2 separate regions of the Homo sapiens genome follow, and region 1 is linked to region 2. Evidence: chromatin contacts called from ENCODE Hi-C or POLR2A ChIA-PET data. All regions are on one chromosome and are shown on one strand. Each heading gives the region's core, a stretch centred on a gene start or an enhancer-like site at or near the end of the contact. The rest is flanking DNA. Distances are from core to core; before and after follow the strand shown. Region 1 overlaps RARB (retinoic acid receptor beta). Region 2 has its middle 340 kb from the start of RARB-AS1.

Region 1 (6,298 bases), core at 2,434-4,933, 550 kb after region 2:
CACTCAAGGGGAGAGGAATTAAGCTCCACCCCTTAAAGGGAGTAGGATCAAAGAATTTGCACACATATTTTTAAACCACCACACGTTATACCTCAGTTTTAAAACAATGTTATTTCTTATTCCAAAAACCAAAAGGGTGGTGGGATAGAAAATAATGGGTTTTAGGAAGCATTTTCACTGAGGCTTTAGAGGAGGTGACATTTAAGCTGAACTCTGAGAAAAGAGCCATGTGAAGATCAGGGAAAAGCACTGAAGCCAGAGGGAAAAGCAAGTGCAAACACTTTGCCTCAGCAGTGAGTCATCGAAGCTTCACAAAGAAGACCAAGATGGCCAGAAGTTCATGAGCAAAGGAAAGGAGGAGTAGTTAAAGTTGGCAAGGTAGGGAGAGGCCACTGAGGCCACAGAAAGAAGTTTGGATTTTATTCTGAAGGTGACTAGAAGCCATTTGAGGAGTTTTCTCCTCTGATGAACATTTTGGACAACATGCTCTGGCTGCTGTGGATTGACCGCATAGTACTCGAGCAGGAATAGAAATGAAGGATCACTTCAGAGGCCCTCACCGTAAGAGAGGTGATGGCAGCTTGGTGGACAAGTCCCTGGCTCTGCCTCTGGGGTCCCACATCATCAGATTCTTCCAGGGTTCCATTAACAAGTGGGCCTCCCCCAGGACACACACTGAACACACACTCCCATCAAAAGCAATAGAGAGATGCACAGTTGTCTTTGCTGATGGCAAGAAGAGAAGGCTCTTTTTGCCCTGAGGAGGATCAACTTTGACCATCAACTGGAGCTTTGTGTTGTCCAACAGGGCCCTGCTTTGGTTGGTGAGACAGCCTGGCCTAGGCTATTTTTACCCATCTCGTGGGGCCTGCATGCCGGTCTTTCCAGATAAGATGCCTTCCTTTCAAACAAAGAGTGTTTTAATCCTGGAGAAGTACTTGGTGGTTGCCACTGGCATTTGATTTTAGTGTGACAAAATGAAACGACTTGGGTTCTCTCCAGAGACAGAACCAGCCGGAAGCAGTGAGAAGGATGCCTGTTTCACATGGGGGCCATCCTGTTTCAGGCTGGGGCCGGGGCAGGGAAGGGAGGCTCCTCAGATAAAAGAAGACATTGAGCAGTCTTCCTTCTCAGGCCATGTGCGTTCCCTCTCTGGATGTACCAGTTGTACTTGGTTTCGGCTTTGAACTTTCTAGGAAGAGAGGCAACAGAACATAGTTTAAATGACTCATCAGAATCCAAATACATTCTAACTTTTGAGGAAGAAAACCTTTTCGAATAGAATAGTTAGAAACATTTGAGGGCTGCAGTTTGGATATGGATTTCTAAGTGAGTTATTGGCAATTTGCAATGTCCTAAATCCTGGTCTTTTGTTCCTTTCCGACAAATCTCTGGATTCTTTCATTTTTTGCAGGGGACAGATCTCATGCATTCATTTCTTGGCGGCATGTTAAAGCTGCAAAGATTTATTTAGTACCCATTTGATTCCAGACTAGAAACGTATCCCAGGATTTGGGGCCCATAAATATTGAGCATACTAACTTTGTTGTTGTGGTGGTGGTTGTTGAGACAGGGTCTCACTCTGTCACCCAGGCTGAAGTGCAGTGGCGTGATCCCAGCTCACTGCAACCTCCCCCTCCCAGTTCAAGAGATTCTCCAACCTCAGCCTGCCCAGCAGATGGGACTACAGGTGCGCTTCACCAGGCCTGGCTAATTTTTGTACTTTTTGGTAGGGACAGATTTCACCGTGTGGGCCAGGCTGGTCTCGAGTTCCTGACTGCAGATGATCTATCCGCCTTGCCCTCCCAAAGTGCTAACTTTGACTGTCACTTGATAACTCCCTGCACAGACAGTATTTCCTAATGTTTCTCCAGGTAGTTGAAGGAACATCAGGCTGGGGATTGGAAGGCCTGTATTCTAGGCTCTAGCACCATTGCTTGTGTGACCTTGGGCACCACACTTTACTTCCCACTTTCAGGGGAAATGTGAGGCTTTATGCCCAATGACCTCTGGGTTTTCTTACTGCTGTGACATTGGGAATGGCTTCATACCCCATCAGTTACCAAGATGAAGTGAAACAGGTCAACCAGTTGGGAAACCAGTGGAAATGGCTGGGCTAGCTCAGAAAGGCCCCTGGGCAAGTATCTGGGAGGTGAAAATAACGACCCATCAAATGAAGAGAGATCATGGTAGTGTTTTGAGAACTACTCACATTAATGATCAATTGCTAATTCACTATGCCACTTGATCATATAGTAGGAACATTAAGAAGTTTGAGGACATGTCCTGATTTAGATATCTCTCTACCACCCCTCCCAATATAAAACGAAGTTTCTGTTTCCAGGCCACAAGCTCTGCACCCCTCTACAGCAGGCAGGCCAACGTGAATAGTTATGCAGTTATGTGCTGCACAAAAGTGCCCAGTAAGGCCGATATCGAAATCAGTACTGGGCTAAAGATTATCTAACCTTAGAGAGGTGTCTAGGTTTGACTATTGGCGTGGAGAGAAAATGAGGCAGCTGTGGAGCAATGGTTAAAACCATGGGTTCTAGAAAAAGCTGAAATCAAATCATTCTACTAGCTTATGTGACCTAGCATAAGCTATTCAGATTTGTTTCCCCAGCTAATAGTAACAATTCATGGGTTGATAGGAGAAATAATATACTAGTGTTTAGTATGGTACCTGGTAGGTGATCAATAAAACATTAGCTATTACTGTATGTTAGGGATGAAGAGGGCTTACTCATTCAGTTTTCCTCTCGGAGTTTTAACCAATAAGACACTGAAGTCAGACTTTTAAAAATATATACAACAGAGGCGCTGCTGCACCCTCACTCTATAGGATGTCCTGGTGCCTTCCTCCTTATCCACGCTGGAGTCCTTTGTGTAGGGAGAAGGCTGGCTCCTAGGTCACTGCCTTCTTGGAGATTTAGAGAACCCAAAAGCATGTGACCATTGCAGTACAACTGTCCCATCATGGTTCATGTGGTCCAGTGGGTTTGAGGCTCTTGTGGATCCACCACCAGTCAGATAGGACTGTCTTCCCCATGGGAAGTGTCCTGGTCCCAAACCCCCAGTGTTTCCCTGACAAGATGAGAGATTTGACAGAAGTTTTTCTTTTAGGAGACCTGATGGGAATATGGGCAGGATGGAGAGGGCTTTACTACTCCTCCTAGGTAGAGGTCCTGTGTCTTCCTCAGAGGCCACTCCTCTCTGCACATGGCTGTGTAACAGGAATAATGCAGGCCTTTCTGATCACATCTGCCCTCCTGTAGGTTGACACTGAGGTGGACATTCACAGGACTATACCCAGTCAAATTGAATGCCATTATCTGGGAAAAACTTTCAACTTCTTCAACCTCCTGAGTTATTCACTTTTGTCCAGGTGGGATTTACTTCTCTCTGTGCTTCAAGCAGCTCTGAAACTTTTTCAGAGAGAAAAGTCAAGTATGGAAACCTGGTCAGCAGAGACCCTTTATTGTCGGTGCAGAAATGTGGTTCTGGGTGGGGAAGTGCTCTGCAATGCACGGAGCTCCTTACCAGCATTTAGGCTTAATAGGGCAGTGGAAACATGAACCAGGATTGAGTATCTACAGAAGCAAGGCATTTTTAGTTTGTTTTGCTCTGAGTGAGGCCTAGAGGCACAGGGCAGTGAGCAAGAGTCTCCTTAGTAGCTAGCGCCCCAGGGGGCCAACAGGGTTATGTGTCAAGCATACACTGGGTGGGACTGGGAGACTCTGGCAGAGTGACTCAGGCTTTTTGCCTGTAGAAATCCTGCCTACACTTTAGGGTTCGGTTGAAATGCTACCTCTTTATGGATCTGCCCTTGATTTCCTCCTGGCTATTTCTGAGCTTTCCTTTTTCTGAACTCCCTAGTACCTTGCTGGTTTCACTCATGTCCCTTGTATTACAGCTGCCTGTGTAACCGTGTGATCAGAGGCATCATGGGAGAGAGAGCCTAACTTGGGTTTGAGTCAGATTCAGTTACATGTTAACTATGTGACATTGGGCACATCACCTAACCTTTCTGAGCCTTAAGTCCTTCATTTGTAAAATAAGAATAATATTCACTTTACCAAGCTGTTTGAAAGATTGAATGTAGGGTATGTACAAAACTTGATATATACTATGCATTTAATAAATTGTCATTTATTGCAGACTGTAAGCTCTTAAAAAATAGAATCTTATTCATCTTTTTTTTTTTTTATCTCCAGCACCTGGCACAGTGCCTGGGACATAATTAGGCACTCAGTAAATGTTTATTTGAGTCAAGTAATGAATTACTTTTAAAAAGATATTTCTCAAAATTTCTTATGTCCTGTTTAGTGTTTCCTAAAAAACTTTAGCCCCTGGGTTTTGACTTCTGTAGTCTCTTAATGAAAGAGCTAAAGAAGACATTCAACATGTGAAAGGGGGACAGACTGCCCCAAGAGCTCCTTGGAAATCTTCATGTTATTTCCTGCTTACATCTGATTGATGATTTCAGGACAGGATGGCTTAGAACATCCATCAATTTTTTTTTCCTTCCAGATTCTTAGAATTTGCACCAGGTATACCCCAGAACAAGACACCATGACTTTCTCAGACGGCCTTACCCTAAATCGAACTCAGATGCACAATGCTGGATTTGGTCCTCTGACTGACCTTGTGTTCACCTTTGCCAACCAGCTCCTGCCTTTGGAAATGGATGACACAGAAACAGGCCTTCTCAGTGCCATCTGCTTAATCTGTGGAGGTACCAACTATGTAGAAAAGCCTCATGAAATTCCATGAAGAACAGTTTATACTTGTAATTTGTGAAAAATTCCTCATTTCCCTTTTGGAGTTGTTTTACATGGGAAAACATGTGAATAAAGCCAGGCATACATGCCTGGTTTCATTGTATTTTTCCATGTTGTTACAAATTAACTAATGGTATTTGGGATCCTTCTGCTCAGAAAGAAATCCCAAAAAGCTATTACTCCAATTGCCACAGATTTTTTTTCTTAAAGGCAGGATCACACTATTATAAAATGAATTGTCTGGGGACATTTGAATGATGACAAGGGACTTGTATGTGCTGTTTGTTATCTAGTGGGTAGGCATACAAGTATTTGGCTGGGCCCTCCCACCAACCCTTGCAGGACTGGGATAAAATTTAGCTTTCTTCTTTGTAGTGACCCCTACTGGCCTATAGGAGGCTGAATCGTAAGTGGTTAAAAAGTAATGGTTTTAATTAAGGAGCAGATTTATTTTATGCTAAAATAACCATCCTGCTCAAGATTTGTTTTAATTCAGTTTGGTAGTGACACCTTCTGGTCAAAGGAGGTAATTCTTTCCCTGGGACAAAAGCAACCAGGCATCAAAATGTTTATACTACCAAGGGGGGGCAGTTTTTTTTTGTTTTTCAAGTATCACTGCTTAAAGCAACTGCATAAGTCTGCAAATTTGTGTATGTAATTGAATTACCAAATTAATGAACTCATAACAGTAGGAATAAGGAAACAAGGAAGAGGGGAAAAGGGCATAAATCCTGATTTTGTTTAATACTTTATTCCTGGTATCCAGACCGCCAGGACCTTGAGGAACCGACAAAAGTAGATAAGCTACAAGAACCATTGCTGGAAGCACTAAAAATTTATATCAGAAAAAGACGACCCAGCAAGCCTCACATGTTTCCAAAGATCTTAATGAAAATCACAGATCTCCGTAGCATCAGTGCTAAAGGTATGTCTTCGTGCTCTCAGTACTGTAGTCACACAGTGGACTTGAGGGCCTTACCAGGTTGTGTTGCTTTATTCAATTCAGGATGTTTAATGGCTGCTTTTAAAGTCTTGGAACTCATTTCTCATTGAAATCAAAAGGAAATACTATCCCTCCCCCCTCTAAAAAAAAAAAAAAAACACCTCAAATCTTACCCTATTCAATTATCTTAACGATTGAGAGCTTTAAAATTCATGACTGATTAGAAAAACATTGTTTTCAAGAGAATGTACTAAAACAGGCTAATTCTCTAGGTTCATACATTTAATTCCAGCTTTCTACACATCTCTGGTTTATGTTACCTTGACTCCAGTTTTTCTTGAATATCTAAACCTTTGTTAAGTTTCTCTCAATCACTTTAGCCATTGCTCTTTTGTATATAGGCAGATTTTCTTCTGCACACTTCTAAGCAAAGGAATTCTTGCCTAAGAGGTATATTCTTTGCCTAGTGATTTTCTGTTTATGTAGCAACTCAAGCAATTAATAGAGGTGCCTAGATCCATATCACAGTTGAGTGTTTAACAGTAAGGTTTTTCTATGTAGAGAGACAACTCAG
Region 2 (6,283 bases), core at 3,060-5,559:
AGATGCTTAACCTGAGATTATGTTCTGGCTATTACTTACTGTTTCCAAGGCCTGGGGGATGTCACTTACCACCCTAAATTTCCTACCTGTAAAAAGAAGTGTCTTTTCCAGCACTAAAGTTCTATATTTGATGAATTTTTCTACTGATACATATGATTCACAAGTTTTTTTCAAGGTTGCCGTTTAATATTTAAATATTCGAATCCATCTTTAAGAATTTTTACTTGGAAAGTTCATAGAACAAGGTCTGTAGATCTGACTTTCAAATAAATATTCTGTCTTTTCCCCTAACTGCAATAACTGGTCTGACATCCTTAGTGGACGGAGGTGGAGGAAGACATTAGGGAACATAGTTGAGAGGGAGGACATTTGGGAAAAAAAAAAAAAAGTCTTGCCATGTCCTTCTACAATACATGGATCAAAATTGATGAGATAACACATAATTCTCCAGCTAAGAATGTTTTTTTTTAATCACTGCTCTTATCCTCAACTCTAAATTCCTCTCTTAGATTCAGGGGTTCTTAAGAACACAGATTGTGCCTTATACATTTATTTTTCCTCCCCTAATGCCAACTAGTATAAAATAATTAAAACATTATTGAATGCATAAATATATAAATAATTGAGAATGGAGTTGGAACTGTCACAAATTCAGAATTAATGAAATTCTGAATTTTATTAATTCAGAATTAATTAAATTTAAGTGGAGGTGGTAATATAGCATCCATGGAACATGAGAATGTAAAATACTGAAAAGGAAGGACTGAATTGATGTTGCAGTTAAAGCTTGATATCACAAATCCGCTGTCCCCAGGGCAGGGTGCAAACAATCAATGAGAGAAGGTCCCCTGGCCCCAGGTGTAATAACATCGGGAGTGGAAGGGACTGTGGTAACATAGGCAGCACATCCCCATCTTGAAAGCCAGATGCCACTGTGCTCCTGCTGACTGATGCTAATATGGAAATATTATCAGACCTTACCATTTTTCTAAAAAAGCTGGATATCTGGTTGTTTATTTACAAACTGATTGTAAACCGTAGCTATTTTTACTATTTTTAAAATTTTGTATGGCTGAACAAATCTCCCAAACTCTACTTGTTCATCAACAGGTCTACTAATTAAACAGATATGAAAGCACAGTGTTTATTTCAGTGGTGTTATTCAAGGCATTAGGAATGTAGATTAACTTCTGAAACTGTGTCCAGAGCCAAGACTATTGTCTCACTAAAATGTTCCAGAATGCTCTAAGTGCTTTAACACCCAGTAATGTTTTGGTTCCACAGTCCTTTGCTCTGCAGAATACTTAGTGTCTGCTCATGACTTTCTCTTCAGCCATCTGATCTGGGTCTTTCCTTGTTATCTGAAGCTGTTGGTTCATCTTCAGATTAGAGATATGATATTAAATTAACATTCAGGCTTCTGATGGGATGGGACAGCTTGATATGGAAATGTCACTTTGGTGAGCTCTGGTTTGTGCCACTTGATGGGCACTGAATAATACTTAACACACTTATAACGATGTAATCCACTGTGTAGTTATTGAATGTCCATGTCAATGTGAATGTGAGCTCCAGCATCCTGTCTGTTCACTTCCAAGTTCCTATTATCTGTGATAAGTTTTTCAATTCTTTTAAGTTGAACTTATCCTTCATAACTGAAACTTGGTACCCCTTGACCAATATATCCCCATTTCCTCTACCCCTCCAGCCCCTGACAACCACTTTTCTACTCTCTCCTTTTATAATTTTCTCAGCTCTGATGTCAGGGTTTTGTGGCTCTGTACAAAGCTTCAGATATCCTTCATCCAGTACTTGTCTTCACAGACGAAAATGCTGAAAGCATAAGAGCAGTTTTGTGAATTGGATGTGCCTTCATGATGTAATGGCGTGAGGCAGGGGAGCGACCGTCAGAGGGTGTTGTGTAAAAGGCTCTTGTAGTAAGCTTAAGCTTCCATGTTGCTCTCCCTAGAACCTGATCACTTTCTCTTTCATCTTTTTTTAATAGTCATAACTCATCAAAACCATGTTTTGACACTCATTCTAACATTATTGGAATCCATTTCTTTTTTAATGTTGGATTCACAAGCTGTATTTCTATGACATAATTATTTAGCAGTCACATAAAATGTGTATCTGGCCATTCTTAACAGACTCATTTATACGTGGGCCACATAAAATTTGCATTCTTACACCAGTGACTCATTTATTAATAGTAATAAATACACCGGCAACAGGCCAAGCACACTTCAGAGGCTTGTAACCTGAGAATGGTCAGAGGGGATGTGAAATGTAATGTGTTTTTATTTTATTTCTTTTATTTTAAACCTCTTTCAACAGGACTTGGAATTTTAAGAAGGAAAAATTTGGACTGATGTATTAATAGATTCAAAAAGAAAGAATGTTTTTCTCTAGAAAGATAGCTTATTCCTCCCATGGAGTTCAGGGAGAGAAAAGATAAAGTAGGCGTTACAGGGTTTTTTTTAAAGGATACTATTTATAATTATATCAAGATGATTTTTATCTGAGTAGCATATTAAACATTATAAGCAAAGGTACCCTTAAGCATTTACGTGACCACTCAGCATGCTCCCTAAGATGCCGAAGTCACCGATAGTTCAGAAAAGGATAGAAAACTTCAGGACCATGGTAGGAGGTTAGACATATGCAATAAAAAGCAATCATTTCATGAATATTGGTGAGAATTAATAGCACTTTATTTCGTGGCTCATTGAGGAAATGTGTGGTTGATGCTATTCAGAAGTACCTCTCAATGGTTTTAATAGAAAGCATGTGTGTGTGGATATGGAGTGCAAGTCCTCCTGACTGGTGGATTGAGGCTCTGCAGACCTCTCAGGTTTTCCCATTTTTTTTTTAATTAGAGTTTCAGTCCACTGATACTACCTTCAAAGTAAATGAAAATGAATCAACAGAAGGTAAACAAGTTCAGGGAAGAATTTTAAACAGCAAAACCCTTTTAGTCAATTCTTAATAGACTCTTCCCTCTTTTTTGAACAAAATTATGTTAAATGCCTCACATTTTCCTTTCTCACCTTCAAGGACTAATGACAGCTGCAACATTTGATGTATGTGTGATTCTGACATTAATATCTTATTCCCTAGCTGGGCAAAACATGAGAAATTGGCCTTGTGTCAACTTTTTAAAATGACAGGCAGGAACTGTATCTGAGTCTGCCTACTGTTGTATCTTCAGCGCCTAGCACTCTACCAAATGTATCCAGACCCTTCATTAATATGTGTTAAATTGTTGAGAGGAAGAAAGGAAGGAAAGAAGGAAGTCTATTTTTATATATATTTAGGGCTAAAAAAAACAAATCCTCGAGTTCTCACTTATCAGACCTTGTCGTAGTAATCAGCCTGGGATTGGTGTTCAAGGTTCCATGTGCTAGGAGTCGTGGTACATGGCCGGCACATGCCTGGCTTATAATAAATACTTGAAATATTTCTAGGGAAGTAAATGAATGTGTCTCTCTTGTTCCCTGCAAATACTGTCTGGAAAATGGAAGATATTCAACTTTTTGTAGATGGAATGAATAGTTAATTTAAGTAAGTATCTTTCTAATATTACTGAAAGATTCCACAACCAAATAGAACTTCTTCCTAGCAGCATTAGGACCTACAGGATAAAATAGCCAACTGACTATAGAAGGCCAGTACTGGAATCTTTGAACCATTCTTTCCCCCAGACAGCAGTCCTGTCTCTCTTTATTAATCTCCATTGTTCTCAGTGAATGCCCTGTTTATATCTGACAGTTTATAGTTTGAAGGGGGAATCATGAACCTTACAATCAAAGTCCTCCCGGCATTTTTTTGTTCTACTTGGAGGAATGGACTATGACCAATGACTTCTGAAAGACAAGTTTCGAAAACCTAAAAAGTTTAGTTTGGTTATTTCAGTGGCATCAGGAGGTTTGAGAGGAGCGGAAGATGTCAGGTCTGTTTCTAGGAAATGACTGGCCTAACAGCTGGAATAGCAAAAGTACAGTGCCTTCTTGCAAAAGCAACTTTCCTGGGTGTTTGATGGAGAAAGGAGAGTCTTAAACCTCTGAGCCAGGAGGAGAGACCGAAATGTTGTGCATTTATAGATAGGTCAGTGAGCTTTCTGGTTTCCCTCTCCCTTTCTTCTCTCCCCTAATTAACAGAGTTGAGGAAGACTGGGGTTCTGCAGTGAGACAGGAGGGGGGTTTATCAGGAGGCCCTTCCGAGAGAGAAAGCGAGGTAACTCTTTGTATCTGAGAGGTTTAAGTAAATGGACAGCCTGTTGGCTCCCTTCCTGACATTCAAAGCCAGAGCTCCCTCCCTCCAGAGGAGTGTCCTGTTTCTGTGTGTTCATTGTTTGGGGCCTCTGTTTGTGTTCAACTGTCAAAACGACTTCAGTGTTGCTACTTCTACTACAGTGTGTGAGTTGGTTTGTGTACCAGAACAATGAGACATGACTGAACAGTTTTTTTCAGATTTATATTTTCTAATGCCTCATGAACCTTTTAAAAAATGTAAGCTATGAGTCTGTGGAATACAAAATTCATTGTTAAGGAATTGAATCTGTTACTTAGGGAAATTACAAGCATATTAAGTTCAGCTGCCTTAGCAAAGCTTCAGAACTTCTTAAGGTTTAATATTTTTATTAGTTCCAAAATAAAATTTAATGTAGCCTTTTTCTTAAAATGTTTTAATGAATGTAAACTAAAGAGGACAGTTGTAAATACAGTTAAATCACAACATGACTTAGTATTTTATTATACATAGGAAAATGGTTTGATCAGATTTAATATTCATTAGACCTGGCTTTTCAATAGCTTGGATAAATATGTTCCTTTTTATTAGAAATCTGTCATACCCAGGGCATAGGCCAACATGTTGGCTTTGTAAATCATGTAGTCTGCCCGGCTCTTTTGGTCCTAGATCAGAAAGAGGCTTTTGCAAACCCACCATTTCTGGGGTTGAATGGGAAATTAGGGAAAGAAAATGAGGTCAAGAAAGGCATGGAGAAAAAAACCGCTGGGCCTGTTGGCCTGAGCACCCCCTAGAAAATATGCTGGGGTAGACTGATAAGCTCAAAGGCTTGTGTAATTTTCTTGCATATGCCTTTGAAAAACTGCAGAAAAGGATCAAAATAGTCAGTCTCCTAAGTTATTCCCTAAGTGAATAGAGACTGAGAAACTACAGGTCATTCATAGAGCAATTTTAAGATCTATTGAAGACTTTGATATTCTGGAAGGCAGCACTCTTTAAGACAAGATATCCTAGGCTTCTATTGGGGTATAAAAAATATTATAATTTTTTTATTTTTGAGACAGGGTCTCACTCTGTCACCCAGGCTGGAGAGCAGTGGTGTGATCTTGGCTCACTGCAGCCTCTACTCCTGGGTTCAAGTGATTCTCCCACCTTAGCCTCCCTGAGTAGCTGGGATTGCAGGCACACACCACCATGCTCAGCTAATTTTTGTATTTTTTGATAGAGACGGGGTTTCACCATGTTGGTCAGGCTGGTTTCAAACTCCTGTCCTCAAGTGATCCTCCCACCTCGGCCTCCCAAAATGCTGGCATTACAGGCATGAACCACCACTCCTGGCCTATAATTGATAATTTATATTAGTTAGTAGATTTTATTAAAATATTAAGCTTGACTAATAGTTAATATATGAGTAAACTATAGTAGGTGCATATAATTTATAAGTTAATACACGTGTGTTGGGAGTGCTTGCTAATTTTTTAAGAGATGTGCACTCAGCCACTGCTGTTTTGGCTCAGGAACACTTATTTCCTAGAACATAGCAGGGAGAATGTGCCTCTATATTTTATCCTGTGCCCAGAGTCTTAAATTTTTCTTCAAATTTATTTGTGGTGTATCATTGGACCACCCTTGTCACTAAGAGCTCCAGTGTCTCATGTGGCAAATGATAATATTATTCTAAATTCTCTTCCATTTGCAAAGACTTCTGGAGGAATTTGTCTTGAGCTTTACAGATTACTTACAGAAAAGAGCCCAGGAGTTATTGCTATCCATTGGGTAATTAGGTAATTCCAAGGAAAATAATAAAACTATTTTGTGCCTGGGAGATTAGAATGGCAAATGGTGACTCATATTAGTCAGCTGAGTAATTATGTAATTACAAAAGAAAGAGAAAAAAACCCTTCAGATTGTTTTTCCTAAGAGGCCCTTTTGGAAGCGTTCCAGCCCATCAGGTACTTATGTAATTAGGTCAGGGGCACAATCCATAAGGAAAAGCTGGGGGATTCATTAAAAAAAATGTTTATGTAAAAGA

The links. A loop is a pair of places that touch in the nucleus more often than their neighbours do. ChIA-PET counts read pairs that join two places held with the same protein, here RNA polymerase II (POLR2A). Pooled maps may share reads with other maps.
Region 1: a map of heart right ventricle shows a loop between it and region 2 (4-fold over the local background). The contact joins two enhancer-like sites. A Hi-C loop is called at or near these places in 18 of 168 maps with a recorded cell type or tissue (Right ventricle myocardium inferior, ascending aorta, cardiac septum and 10 more), 5 of 37 single-sample maps with no recorded cell type and 15 of 50 pooled maps. POLR2A ChIA-PET finds 5 or more read pairs at or near these places in 1 of 52 experiments (BJ).

Annotation. Positions count from the first base shown.
Region 1 is chr3:25,588,973-25,595,270 of GRCh38, forward strand. It overlaps RARB (retinoic acid receptor beta), which reads left to right. Exons shown (of 8, transcript NM_000965.5): 6 at 4,531-4,735; 7 at 5,548-5,706. Among named protein-coding and RNA genes, the nearest start is that of TOP2B, 73 kb to the right of the region's middle. Within about 2 kb of position 3,684, at least 12 of the 41 ENCODE cell types and tissues checked have a DNase peak (open chromatin) inside an H3K27ac peak, as active enhancers do; they include heart right ventricle, where a contact is called at or near this core.
Region 2 is chr3:25,041,164-25,047,446 of GRCh38, forward strand. It overlaps a transcript of RARB not described here. Among named protein-coding and RNA genes, the nearest start is that of RARB-AS1, 340 kb to the right of the region's middle. Within about 2 kb of position 4,310, at least 4 of the 41 ENCODE cell types and tissues checked have a DNase peak (open chromatin) inside an H3K27ac peak, as active enhancers do; they include heart right ventricle, where a contact is called at or near this core.